Linked DNA regions of Homo sapiens: region 1 is linked to region 2. A link is a contact called in ENCODE Hi-C or POLR2A ChIA-PET data. All regions are on one chromosome and are shown on one strand. Each heading gives the region's core, a stretch centred on a gene start or an enhancer-like site at or near the end of the contact. The rest is flanking DNA. Distances are from core to core; before and after follow the strand shown. Region 1 has its middle 120 kb from the start of LINC00332. Region 2 has its middle 150 kb from the start of LINC00332.

The links. Hi-C counts contacts between places; a loop is a spot of excess contacts on that map. ChIA-PET counts read pairs that join two places held with the same protein, here RNA polymerase II (POLR2A). Pooled maps may share reads with other maps.
Region 1: a loop to region 2 is called in a map of GM12878, with 7 times the contacts of the local background. The contact joins two enhancer-like sites. A Hi-C loop is called at or near these places in 2 of 168 maps with a recorded cell type or tissue (GM12878 and naive thymus-derived CD4-positive, alpha-beta T cell), 36 of 37 single-sample maps with no recorded cell type and 15 of 50 pooled maps. POLR2A ChIA-PET finds 5 or more read pairs at or near these places in 6 of 52 experiments (MCF 10A, OCI-LY7, activated CD4-positive, alpha-beta memory T cell and 2 more).

The regions. Positions count from the first base shown.
Region 1 is chr13:40,055,410-40,062,219 of GRCh38, forward strand. No RefSeq gene overlaps it. Among named protein-coding and RNA genes, the nearest start is that of LINC00332, 120 kb to the right of the region's middle. RefSeq lists enhancers at 3,664-3,853, 5,100-5,229. Within about 2 kb of position 5,027, at least 8 of the 41 ENCODE cell types and tissues checked have a DNase peak (open chromatin) inside an H3K27ac peak, as active enhancers do; they include GM12878, where a contact is called at or near this core.
Region 2 is chr13:40,023,488-40,030,348 of GRCh38, forward strand. No RefSeq gene overlaps it. Among named protein-coding and RNA genes, the nearest start is that of LINC00332, 150 kb to the right of the region's middle. Within about 2 kb of position 2,909, at least 2 of the 41 ENCODE cell types and tissues checked have a DNase peak (open chromatin) inside an H3K27ac peak, as active enhancers do; they include GM12878, where a contact is called at or near this core.

The DNA.
Region 1 (6,810 bases), core at 3,777-6,276, 34 kb after region 2:
CTTTGACCTGGCCCATGAAAACCTTCCTGTCATCTTCCAAGCTCTCTTTCAATCCCCATCACTGGCTGGAATGAAGGATCTGAGGCACTGGGGATGGTGGAACCACAATATAGAAAGAGCCTGGATCTCTGAAACACTGTGTGGAAGGCTGTTTGCCAAGGACTCACCTTACGTTGTTCTTTAATCAAAAACTAAACTTTGTTCTAAGCCAATGAAATTGGGGATTTAGCCATCACTGGAGTTAGCTCAGGGTTAATTAGAATGGCAGGCTGTGGTGTGCCAGGAACACTTTCCCCTTTCCCACTTCCAGGGCTAAGATTTCCCTACACTAATAGTAATTAACAAGAAGGTTCTTTTCCTGACTTCTCCACTTCTTTGCTCTTCATACTTTCCCTTTGGCATTTTCCCAATAATGTCTCTTTTGAAACACCTGTCAATCCATCTGAGATCAAGTCTTGGTTTTCTTCTTACAGAGGCTACTACTGCTACCAGCTGAGCTCAGGAGTGAGGGAAATGAGAGGAGGGTGGTGGGAAGGGAAGAGATGATGGGACTTGTGTCCCCTTGGGGGCTTCCACATTCTTCCTCTTTTCCATTCCAGGACTACCTGAGTCATACCAAGTCCTGGCTTTTAGTGCTCTACTGAGATCAGGAGGGAGGCAAAGTTGCAAAAGTGGCCTCTGGACTTCTGGAAAGGACAGAGCCAGTGACTTGCAGCATAAAGGGTTTTGGGACCACACAGAAAACCAAATCCTATTGTGCTTGTGAAAAGGTGGTGATTGACAAAGGGCCTCAAGAGGTCTCACCTGTAATTCTCTCTCTTTTCATTCCCTTTATGTTCCCTAGGGTTGTGCCAATGAATAATTGCCATTGCCATTCTTCCAAGGAGAATCAATTACTGTATCAATGGTAGCTGGCTGTTGCCTGCAAAATCTCTGGAATTTAGGTCATGGCAGTATTCTAGTTCTATTTCATTAAGAGGAAACTTGCTTGAGAAACATCACCAATATGAACATCTTATTGCCTTTTTTGTTGTATTCTTGGATATGTACAAATTCAGGATTCAGAATGGGGTAAGTCCATTTCCAAGTGTTTGTGTGAGCACACATGCAAATGCATGGGTGGGTTCCTATTCCCTTCAACATCAAGTGGTCTAGACTGGCACCTGAAAACTGCATCCTGGGGACTGAAACCTAGTTGATTATGGATCTCTAGAAGTATTTGAAGAGTCAGAAGTCCTTATTATTGTCATTTCTATGTCACAACTAGAGCAACATGGACTCAGCGTGAACCCTGCCTCCAACACTTAGGAGCTGTGTAATTTTTGGCCTAGTACTCAACCTCTCTGTGCTCCAGTTTCCTCTTCTGAAATATGGGAATTGTAATGATACCTACTTGATAAGAGTTATATGAGCATAATATAAGATAAATACGAACCCCTGAACACATGCTGTAGTAGTATCCCCTAATTTATATTAGCCAATGTTATTAATAATTATAAAAAGAAGACTGCATTTTCCATGGATTTTAGGTCATGGAAATATTGCATATAAATCTAGGGGATTACTATATCCATTATGAAATATCTCTGAAATCTCTTTCATTTGAATAATCTATGAATCTCTTCCAGAATATCTTCTGACATAAAATAACCGGCATTCACTTACCTACCTCACTAAGCTCTTGTTCCGGTCAAATCAGTGATACATGCAGTTCTCCTGGCCTACATCTTGGCTTCTGTCCCATACTGAAAAGAGAATAACCTTCCTGAGAGGCGAGTTTCACCATGCCCCCATCCCTGCTGGAAATGCATTAATGGCTTTTCTTCTCTAACACAATAATGAGGAGCTCCCAAGGTGGTCTCTGTGGCCCCAAGCCCACTTGTCTAGCCCTGCCACATGCCCAAAGCACTCACAACTCCAGGAATTTTGTGGCATGCCTTTATGTCTATTCACTGTTCCCTTGGGCTTGTATGCTGATCTCCATCCCCACCCATGCCCACACCCACTCTGCCTTCACCACAGGCAAGAATATTTTAATATCATTAGCATTTTCTTCAAGGATTCATTTTGAGCATCCCCTTTGTTTTGAAGCTGTTTGCCAATCCTATCCCCTAAGTAGAATTGGCACCTGCTTCTCCAGGTCCTCACTGGATTCCTCTATGCATCTGTCACAGCACTTAGAACTCTTCATCGCACTGTTTGTTAGCATGACTATCCCTGTTATTCTCCTTGTATCCACAGTGCCTAACATAGCACCTAGCAGGCTTCAGATTGAACCACAGGAGATTTCTGTCTTTATAGATATTTCCAATTTCATGTGGTTCCACTTGGAGTGGGGTGCTTAGTAAATATCTGCTGAATGAATGAATGAATAAAGTTCCACTCCTGCTGACCTACTGTCTGACAAGGCTCTTAAATGACACCATAATTTTCAGTAATACTTGTTTACCTGCCTGAATGTACATGTCAATCACCTTTTCATTTTCCAAAAGAATTTTGTTAAAAATTTAAGTTATATCTATAGGTTTTTATAAGAAAATGACAGAGACAGTTTATTAATATTCTCAGACAAAGAGAAGTTATGAAGCATTGTTTAAGACAACGTCAAAGAATTCAAAAAGCTCCATAGATGTAATGCTTTTCCCTTACTGAACAAGTGTGAAACATTGTAAGAATTACTAATTTGGCCAGGCGTGGTTGCTCATGCCTGTAATCCCAGCACTTTGGGAGGCCAAGGCAGGTGGATCACCTGAGGTCGGGAGTTCAAGACCAGCCTGACCAACATGGAGAAACCCCATCTCTACTAAAAGTGCAAAATTAGCTGGGTGTGGTGGCGCATGCCTGTAATCCCAGCTACTCAGGAGGCTGAGGCAGGAGAATTGCTGGAACCTGGGAGACAGAGGTTGCAGTGAGACGAGATCGTGCCATTGCACTGCAGCCTGGGTAACAAGAGCAAAACTCTGTCTCAAAAAAAAAAAAAAAAAGAATTACTAATTTATTCAATATATCATAATCAATCAATTTATTCTCTAGAAGCCAAATAGTTGTCTTATTTCCCATTCTCACCCCCTGACCCGGCCATCTACTCTTCTATAAATGGTTATTGTGGTTACAAAATTGGTTCCAAATGCAATGAACAAGCATGTAGCAAACAATACATACAAGATGTTTATGTCTCTCATTTCACAATACCAAGGAATAAACCAAACTACCCATTAATGATGAGATCTACTCTAATCAAAGAAGCAAAAATGGAACATATCAGAGGTATTGGGGTTTTCAATAACTGAGGTATAAGATGTCAGCTTATGACCAACTTTGTACTAAGGACCAGCTCTCTGAGATGGGACCTGACTCAACCAAAGTCAAGAAGCCATATCCCTTCTCTGATGATGAGTAGCCAGAAGCCTCAACCACAAGTGGACTGTATGACAAAATCAACAAACACAAATTCAAATGCTTACAGAGGCCAGACACACAATGGAAAGAGGTGAGGAAGGCTAAATATGAGGCACTAGACAGTGGTGAGGCACGTGGCAAAGCATCCTGTGAACAGGCAGCAGCCATTTAGTTCTAATAGCATTACCATTCTGGGCCTCTGTAGTCAGTGTTGCCAGATTTTAGAATTTTTAGAAGTTAGAAATCTAGATGTTTATGTGAAATTTCCTGGTTTTTGAAACAGTACATTTTGTACATTACACAACAGCACATTTTGTACATTATACAAAACATGACTAAAACCGAGATCCGACCTTGGGCCATCAGTTGCAACTCCTACATGAAACTGTAATCTATGATGCCTCTGAATACAAGGTAGTCAGAAAATGAAAGGAGTTCTATGTTCAGAATAGTCAGAGAAAACTCTAATTTTAAATACATTCACGTATCATTCCTGAAAATATTCTGACACATGCTGGAACACATGTCCCAAGTTTTAATCTGGAAAAGATAGCTTTGATACCTCCAGTTACCATTTTGAACCTCTTTAGAAGTTAATAGTAGTCCCACAAGGCCAAGAAAGAAAGAAGAAACAAGCCTAAATACGAAAAGGTGGAAAGCAGGTTTGAGCTAGACAGTATGTTTATTTTAGAGAATAAGGAACGTTAAAACTGTTTGAAACTTTCCAACTCTCCGTGTATTTCTTTTTCTTTCACTTGCTCATGTATTTCAAATATTAAATGCTTTTCCTCTGTTATTAAGAAAGTGTGTTTGAGTCATACTCAGAGGTCTAACCCATGATGATGACACCACATTCATTAGACAACTTCTATTCCTTTCTAAAAGTTTCGATCCAATATTAGCAGAACCTGAAAGCCTTCCAACTCACTAACCAACAGATGGCATGACCAACTTTCCCAAGAGACACGCAGCAGCACACAGGTACACACCTTCCCAGTGAGAGAATGCAAGGTTCAGCTCAGGTGTTAGACACTCAGAGAACACTTAATCAAACAACAAAACGGGTGGCAGCAGGGAGAAGAGGAAAGGTTCATTCCCTCTTCAGCTCCCACCCCCGGTTAGAAGTCCAGGGCATTTAAGGTCTACCACATTTCCATGTAGGGGTGGAAACATTATCTTTCCCTTGAAAGAAACATAGCCTTTGAACAGGAAATGGAGGGTCATCAGTTCGGGTTGGAACACACATAGAATAATAATGACACTACCTTTGCTGGTGTCAAATGTAAATTTGTTCAATAGTCCAGTGGAACAGTAACAAGGCACTTCTTCAGATGCCACCTGCTATTGAGTGTAGAAAATAACAACAAAAAAAATACCCTGTCGACTCACCCAAGTCAGATAATTACACGGACTGCAAAACATTCAGGCACGGAGCTCTGGAAACCTTTTAGGGGGTCCTTTATCATGCCCTGCCTTTTCCAGAATGAGACTAATTTGCTCCTATTTCAGCCAGCTCCAGCAAAGAGAGCGGGTAAAGGAGAGAAAAGAGAATGAATTGTCAGCATTATTGAAAAGATTCATGGTTAGTCACACTCACTCCAGGCAAGTTCCTTGCCAGACACCACACCACTCATTAGCAGACCTGAGAACTGGCGTGCCTCCCACAGCTGAGCAACAGCCTTGGGCCTGGCAGGTCCCCAGGGACCCACAAAGCCCTATGTTCTCCCACACCCTGCAATGAGAAAGACCAGTTTGGGCAGGCCTGGGTGCAATTGGCTCCCCAGATGCTAAGTAAATCTGTTCTATGCCCTGTGCTGCTTCAAATATAATTATTCAGGTGCTCAGCTGGTGTGGAAATCAAGGTAGCATCTCTTCAGGGTACACTGATGCAGTTACCTGATGGGGCTGCCATTTTCTCCCCAGGTTCCCTTCGGAAGACCCAAGAGATGGTCGTGTCTACAGTTTGTCAGCCTGTATGTCCTCATTTCCAGCTACAGCTGTGAGCTGCTGATCTTCCTGGAGCTGGAAACATTTATTTCCCTTGTGTAATACCAGCAATTTTAACTTAGATTTACAGTGCTTACCACTGAACCATTTGGGGCATTAAAGACTAATTCAATTCATTTGCAAGAGACAGGGTGGGCTGTAGGAATCATTGATGTCAATATCCACAGCAATGGGGAAACTGAGTCTGGGAGGCAAAAGGACTTGCTCAAAAGTGTAGAACAAAGAAGAGAAGCCAGGTCTTTGCTTTTCTATTCAGTCTCATCCCATTTCTTGGAGCTACTATCTCACAGAAAAAAAAAATACCATTTCTAGTTAGGACAGCAAACCGGTTACTCTTTACTGTATGAAAACACCATTCTCAGAATCACAACTCCCTAAAGTTCAGTCAAAACTTCCCAAAAAAAGCTGGCTTCTGTTAGAATGAGCTGCGCCCTCCACTGGGATCTGAAAGCAAAGGACAAGGACTAAGTCTTTGTAAACAATCACAACAGACACTGACCATGGTGAACATCATCCCATACGTCAGAGTAACATGCCCTCACATGGGTTCTGATGGAGAAGAACAGCTCCCCCATGCTGAGCTCTGCCATCCCTAGCATCAAAAGTACCATATAGCTGGATGCCAAAGCTGGTACTATTTGGTACATACTGATATGCATATTAGCTTGGATTTATGACACCTAGAAAAAGTGATCCTGGCCCTAAAATAAAATTCAAGTCCAAGAACGATCATTAACAATGTAAGTATGACTCAAAGCACTCAGACTACATGTCTTCACTTGGACTACATGTCTTCAGGTTGAAGACGCTTCACCCTGGCTTTGCAACAGAGTCACCATGATGACCCAGGCAAGTGTGGGATGTGTGGTAAGGGCTTGGGAAAATTCCTGTGGGTTTTTAGAGTTTTCATAATTCCCTGAAAGGCTGCTAGACCCAACTGCTTCTAAAGGAAGCATGTGGGCAAACTCAGAGATATGGGTGAAGGACATTCTGTGTCAATGGACACCGAGTACTGGGCCAAGAGGCCCCTGCTTATCTGTGTTCGTAGTTGGTCTACAAAAGAGTCACAGCTTCCCTCTTCCTCCTTAGCAGGGGGAAGTGGGCCTGAGGGAATGTGGATCAGCCCAGCCAGTGCCTGTTAACAAGGTGGCCTGAGGAGTGGGTACTGCCCCCTTGTCTTGTATCAGTCCTCCAGTCTCTGCCATTGGTTGTGCTCCTGAGTGAAAAGAGGCAGAGCCTAGGACAGGAGATAAAGTTAAAGGAACTCTTCACTCGATCCTAGAAGGATTTTGCTTATGAGTTGCTCAGATCTCCTACAGCCTCCCCCACCCTCACGGGTGCTAGGCTGGTAGTCAGTATTACTACTCTTGACCATGGCACCCAGCTTAACTCTATCATTGGCAC
Region 2 (6,861 bases), core at 1,659-4,158:
TATGACTATTTCATGTATTATTCATGTGCTATGTAGGCCTGCCAGAGGCATGTTTGCCCTCCACGTGGCATGGGGTAGGGTGGGAATGGGGTCGAGCGGAGGCAAACAGAGGAGTCTTGGGTAAAGGAATAAACAAAAGCTGTGAGTGGTAAGTGGGTTGAAGAAAGCTCTGAACTAAGGTAACAACTCCGCATCTGGAGGTTCTGGTTTTTATTTCTACATGTGCACGGGAGACAATAATTCTCATAAAGATTAATCACTCCACAAGTGTTTTGAATCAGAAAATAATGAAGAACAGAACCTGGGTTCTGGCTTCGGAATTTGCTACAGCCCATCCAAGGGTTGTTCATAAGCTGTATTCTTAGAGGATCATTGTGCTAATTCCATTAGAACTAATTTTTCTTTTCTTTGAAAACTGCATTGTGCATTATCAGGCTGAAATCTAACAGAACTATGCTGTCAAACATTCTGTACAGCAAACAATGATGTAGAAACATCAGAGTAATCTCTAAACAAGAAATTCTTGGGATTCTGCAGATGAAGAGTGAGGTGCCCAGTGTAGGAAGGGACTGACTTATCCCATTCTTGACTTGTTAGCCCCTGACATGGAGAAGTTAAGCTCCAGAGCTTTTTCAGTGCAAAATACTCCATTTTCATTAATTCCTTGGAATTTGTGATACATGGGATATAAGTTGCATGTGCACTTCTGCATGTCTGTGTTGTGCATGTATGTGCATTGTGTGTGCGTGCATGAACCTAGGTAGAAGACCATAAGAAGTGTATAGAAGAGGAAAACTCTAAGAGGAAACACTACCAAGGTTCATGTTGAAAGGAATACTGAGTCAATGTTATTCTAGGCAATACACACAAATTTCAACTTAGAAACTGGCAGGTTGATTATATTTTTCAGATGAGCAAAGTGCATACTTTCAGAATGATGGGAGACTATTTCAACATTAATTTTAACAGGTCTTCTTTATTGATGAAAAAATGCCAGGCTCACCCAGACTGAGCTGAACCACCACCATTTGATCTGGAAAGAACACATGCTCAAGGGACCAGGCCACTCCCTGGTGAGCCAGCCTGTATTTTGGGGAAGAGATGGTTTATTTGTTAAATGATATGGCATGAGCCACAAATCTATTAGATTTTTTGCTCTGCTTTATTGCAGATTATTTGGGCAAACTCCACTACCCCTTTCTGAAAGCCATGAAGCATCCACAGCCAGCCAGCCTTCACAGTGCAAGAAAGAAATACTTGACATAGTCAAGCCTGAATCAGGAGTCAGCAACTCAGGTTTCAAACTGACTTTGGCAATTTCCTGACAACTCTTTGCCTTCATTTTCCTATCTGTGAAACAGTTTTGCTCATTTTGCTACCCTTAGAATAAATTCTACAATGTCTATGAATCGATTTAAGCCCCTTCCTAGAATGACAACTACAGGAGGCTGCTTCAAGGGTGTTCGTGTAGCCCAAACCTCCCTTTTCTGAAAGAAATGCCTCCCCCTGCACAGGACTGGACACCAGGAGCCAGATCACTCAAATGATGCTAGCCCCTGGCCATAGTTAGCTGAGTCAAAGGTGGATCAAGGAAGCCAATCTCTAATTAAGCTGGACCTACTAGTGTCTGTCTCTCTTGGGACAGGTCAGTTGGTTGGGAGCCTGAGACTGGGGAACGATGCAGAGACAAGGGTTAGGCAACACATTTCTGACACTCTTCCAGAAAATCAGGAAAAAACAGTCTGCGAAGAGAGAAAAATAATGCTGATATCCAGAGAGAAGTGGGGATGAGCAGCTGCTTGACCCCCAGGGAGTGATGCTGGGAGGCATTGCCTTGGTTCCTGACTCTACTCCAGGTCTTCATCCAGACCTTCTGCTCCTCTAACCTCATATCCTTTCAACAAATCCCACTTTTTAGCAAACACTCCTTGGTGAGTTTCTGCTACTTGGAACCAAACGATCCCAAGCCTGAAATCACATACTCCTCTGAGTTGCCTATCTCAGAAAAGCTAGCAATGTCATTGACAGATAAGGTCCTTTGCAGGAACACTGTTGCAGCTGGAGGTCATTATCCTAACTGAGTTAGTGCAGGAACAGAAAACTAAATATCATATGTTCTCACTCATAAGTGGGAGCTAAACATCGCATACTCATGGACATAAAGATAGGAATAATAGATGCTGGTGACTACTAGATGGGGGAGGGAGGTCACCAAGGGCTGAGGAACTAACTGTTGGGTACTATGCTTAGTACCTGGGTGATGGGATCATTCATACCCCAAACCTCAGCATCACGTAATATACCCATGTAACAAGCCTGCACATGTACCCTCTGAATCTAAAATACAAGTTGAAATTATTTTTAAAAAAGGATTATTAACAAGACCTTTTTATTTAAAAAAAATTCTTTAACATTCTTTCAGAACAAAACATTAGCATCCAGCTTGTTCTTGGACATTCTTGTCTGTTAAGGTTGAGCCCATTTAGGCAAATTACCCTAACATGAAACTGAGCAGAATTCTCAACAGAAATCCAGGGCTCAGCTATTAGTAGAGTTTTAATTTTTGTTATAGCATTGAAAGATGACCATTCTCAAACCACTACACAGCTAAGCTGGGTTTTGACTCCTTGACAACTGCATAGCAAATTGGTCCACATGAGGAATTCTGGCTCTATTAATCAGCTGTGGCTGCTCCATGTCAGTGGGTAAAATGCGGATGTCATTCAGGGTGCAGATGGCCAATCCAAATGATGTTTTCAATGGCATGAAATGAGGCAAAAGAACTTGAAATTGAGATAAGAGCAGCCTACCACCACCGTCCAGCCTTCACTGGAGGTGTGAGAAGCCAGCCTGTTTCTGTTCACAGGGAATTTAGGTGAATCATGACCATTTCTGTCCGCGTGAGGTTGAAAGTGAAACCCTATTCAACCCTCAAGATTTGCTCAACCAAGGGCTGATTACGGTGGGAAGGAAAGAACAGAATTTACTCATCAATAGTCCTAGACCTGTAGGCAGAAACCTTTTCCTTTGTGGTATCTGGCTCATCATCATCAAAGAGTGTGTTTCTCTGTGTGTGTGTGTGTGTGTGTGTCTCTCTCTCTGCCTCTGGTCTTTCTCATTTTATCTCTGTGTGTATGTGTAAACACACACACATATAAAAACATATACATAAATTGTGTATATATAATACATATGTACAGTATATATGTATATATTATGCAGGGCCAAATGATTATTATCAAAGAGATTATTAAAAATGCTGTTTTATCCTGCAACTTCTCAAAGAGATGAAGCTTCCAAATTGATATCTACAAGAGGTGTTGTCCTGTAGGTGCTATGAAGCACTCATATTTCCCCACAGAAGAAGTGTGGTTAGTAGGAAAATGAAAGTATTTTGAATTTCTCTTCACTGGAACTTAAGGGGAAACCCAGGAGACGTGCCTTGCTTCTTTCCCCCATGGCTCCAGCTGAGGACACCCTGTCATCAGGACACGCCTGCCCCACAGAGCAGCTGCAGAGAGGACCCTTCCCATATCCCCGGCCTCCCCAGTCTGTTCTCCTGCTGACCCCTGCCTTGTTAGCTGGATAGCAGATGCTCCCTCATCTAGCCAGCGACAAGCAGAGGGCATTCTTCTAAGAAAAGTGCCAAGAATCATTCCTTCTCTAGAAATGTCACCAGAGTCCCATGTGAAACAATAATAGGGACATTGATTTAACATCTAGGCATTTTGATTTTAAGGGCTTGTACCTATGGTATTTGCTTATGCTGGGGCTTCCTGAGTCCCTAAATAACCTTTCCAGTCATTTGGGGCTGAGTGATGATCAACAATGTATCGCAAACAGGACTTCTCATCAGTTTATTAAAAATTCATCCATCTTGGAAGATCAGTCAACTTCAACATAAGAAGATCCATTTTTGGGGATCTGACTTAGCTCACAAGTAAAGTGGGCTTTCTGGAAAGTGAGTGCGTAAATGGCCAAATGTAACATAAACTCCAGTGAGCTGTGCAAGCCACTCACTGGAGCAGATTGCTCAGTGGCCACTCATTCTGATAATTAATGAGTCTTATTTTGAACTGCAGTGACATCGTATAAACATGGATGTTTTTTCCTTCTACTTTATTAAGAAGGAAGAAAATAAATTAAACCTCCTGGCAACAAATGAATGAATATGTTATATTTTTTAATATCCACAGCCTTACCCACAGAAAGTTTATTATATGATGGGCTCTCAAAATGAATTTTAATATATGCCTTTGGATCATTTATCTTACAATTATCACCACAGGGATTTTCATGGAAAAATAACATTTTCTGGCCAGGCATGGTGGCTCACACCTATAATCCCAGCACTCTGGGAGGCTGAGGCAGGCAGATCACCTGAGGTCAGGAATCCAAGACCAGCCTGGCCAACATAGTGAAACCCTGCCTGTACTAAAGTTACAAAAAGTAGCCAGTGTGGTGGCAGGCACCTATAATCCCAGCTACTCAGGAGGCTGAGGCAGGAGAATCGCTTGAACCCGAGAAGCAGAGGTTGCAGTGAGCCGAGATTGCACCTCTGCACTCCAACCTGGGTGACAGAGTGAGGCTCCATCTCAAAAAAAAAAAAGAAAAGAAAAAACATTTTCGTGGCAACCCCTGATATGTCTATTCCCCATGGAGTATGCAGCCGTCCCTTCACTCCAGCCTCCCACTGTTGCACATGCCTTATACTGAGGCAGTCATTATTTTGGTATTGTCATCACTGGCTCAGTGACGTACAGTGTCATCACTGTACATCCCCTTCAATAGCCCATTAAGTCCTTGAAATAAAAATAAAACCTTCCTCCTTTATGCTTGAATTACTAGTCCTTAGCAATCAGTACATACCTATAATAAAGAATTGTTACATAAAAAAGAAAATTTACCAGTACAAAACCATGTTATACAATTTTAAAAACCCTAAAATTATGATAAAATGAAGTCTAAATGGCAAAAAAGAAACAGAAAAAAAAACAACTAAATTTGTAGATCTTTCCTTCTCATCTGATGTCAGTTCTTTCTCCAATAAGCAATGGGTGGCTGAAAGGCATGCATGGCATCCTTATTGGTAACAATGCATCATGTGGAAGGAACACCATGCAAGCAAGAATGCATTCTTGGTAAACTTGAGTTTTCTCTCAGATTTTTATAAATTCAGACGTAATTGAAGGAATTCCGTTCATTTCCAGAGTAGCTCAGATAGTCTTTTCTGGAAGAGATTTCTATCAGGATGAAATGACACCATTTCTTTGAGCTAAGTTCAAGTGTTTTAAAACATGCTGCTTTTACTACTTTTGAAAGTCCAAAAACAGTGGATTCAAAAAGAAAACAAACAAACAAAAAAATCCCCCCCTGCCCCACATAAAAACAGACAAGCAAAAAAACCATGAAGCTTTTCCTCCTGAATGGGATATTGCATTTTGGTGCAATTCTTTGCTTTTTTCCATCTTGTTGTGATTATGGTTTTCACCAAGTGACGTTCCTTTCTGTAGTTATTTCTCTCCATGCCCATGTATCTCTTCTGGTAACCTACTAAGGCTTGTTTTGATAGCGTGTGTTGACCATGGTCAGGGCCAGAGGAAATAAGCACCTAGTCTTCACTTCAAAGTTTAAAAAAGTTGTTTCCTGAATCCTAACAAAGATTGTTTTTCCAAACATCTTGCTAAGAGAAAAAAACAACACACCATTTGAGGAGCTTCATATTGGAAAGAGTCTTCATAATGGACTCTTGCTTCTTCCCCCTTAAGGAGACAAAGCAGAAACTGTGTTCCCCAAACAGTCATGCAAATAAGATCCCCTCATTTTTGTATTCTGCTCCAACATCTATGGACTGGGATAGAATCTGGTGGCCTACACTGCTGGATGAAAAAATGGCAATTTGATGATGTTCTGTATCTAGGGAAGAATTTCAGGGAATGTTGTCTGTTTGTCTCTGGATTGCACTTCACTTGAGCATAGCTCAGTGGAAGTAAAGCGCAAGTAAGCTACACTGTACTGGATGCCTACCTTGAACTTGCGTTATTGATGTGGGTTTTCATCCAGAAGAAGAGGGGGATAGGTTGGAGAGGAGGGTAGATGATTTTTCTCTCCATGTCTCACTTGAACTTTATCAATTTATACCTACTTGATCCCAGCATCAATTAAAGCTGTGGGAAGGGGGAATGCTATGTGGGAATATAAAGCAATCTCATAATCATAGAATAAGGCTGGGGAAGGGACCATAAAGCATTTCTATTCTACCCAACAATCTACAGTCTAAACTATTCATAACATCTCTGCCAAGCCATTACCTGGTGTCTAGGTATAATTACAGTTCATGGGGCAGCACACTCTAAGTGTGGATACCACTGTCCTGAGAAGGATGCAGTGTACTCAAGGGGACCCTCCCACTCTTAGAAGTGTAGAAGTTTGGGCCAGAGATGCTCATTCTCTCGACCATGGGCTTTTTATGCTGATAATCTGGTTAGATCACTGGTCAGAATGCTGGATGACATTTTCCATCTTTAGTTCTTGCAATTCCAGGAAGCCTTATTTACTACATGGTCAGCCTTATTTACTACGACATCTCAGCCATCTGCAGGGGGTTTGTTCCAGGATCCTCCCTCACCCCGATACTGAAATCTATGGATGCTCAATTCCTGCATCTGGCCATGTGAAACCCATGGGTATGAAAAGTCAGCCCTCGATATCCATGGATTCCATTTCCCACAAATACTGTATTTTCAATCCTCAGTTGGCTGAATTTGCATATGTGGAACCCACGGATATGGAGGGCCGACTGCACTTCCCTGTGCAAGGAAAAGAGCTTAAGATGAGGTGAGAAAAGAAGCCAAATGGTCT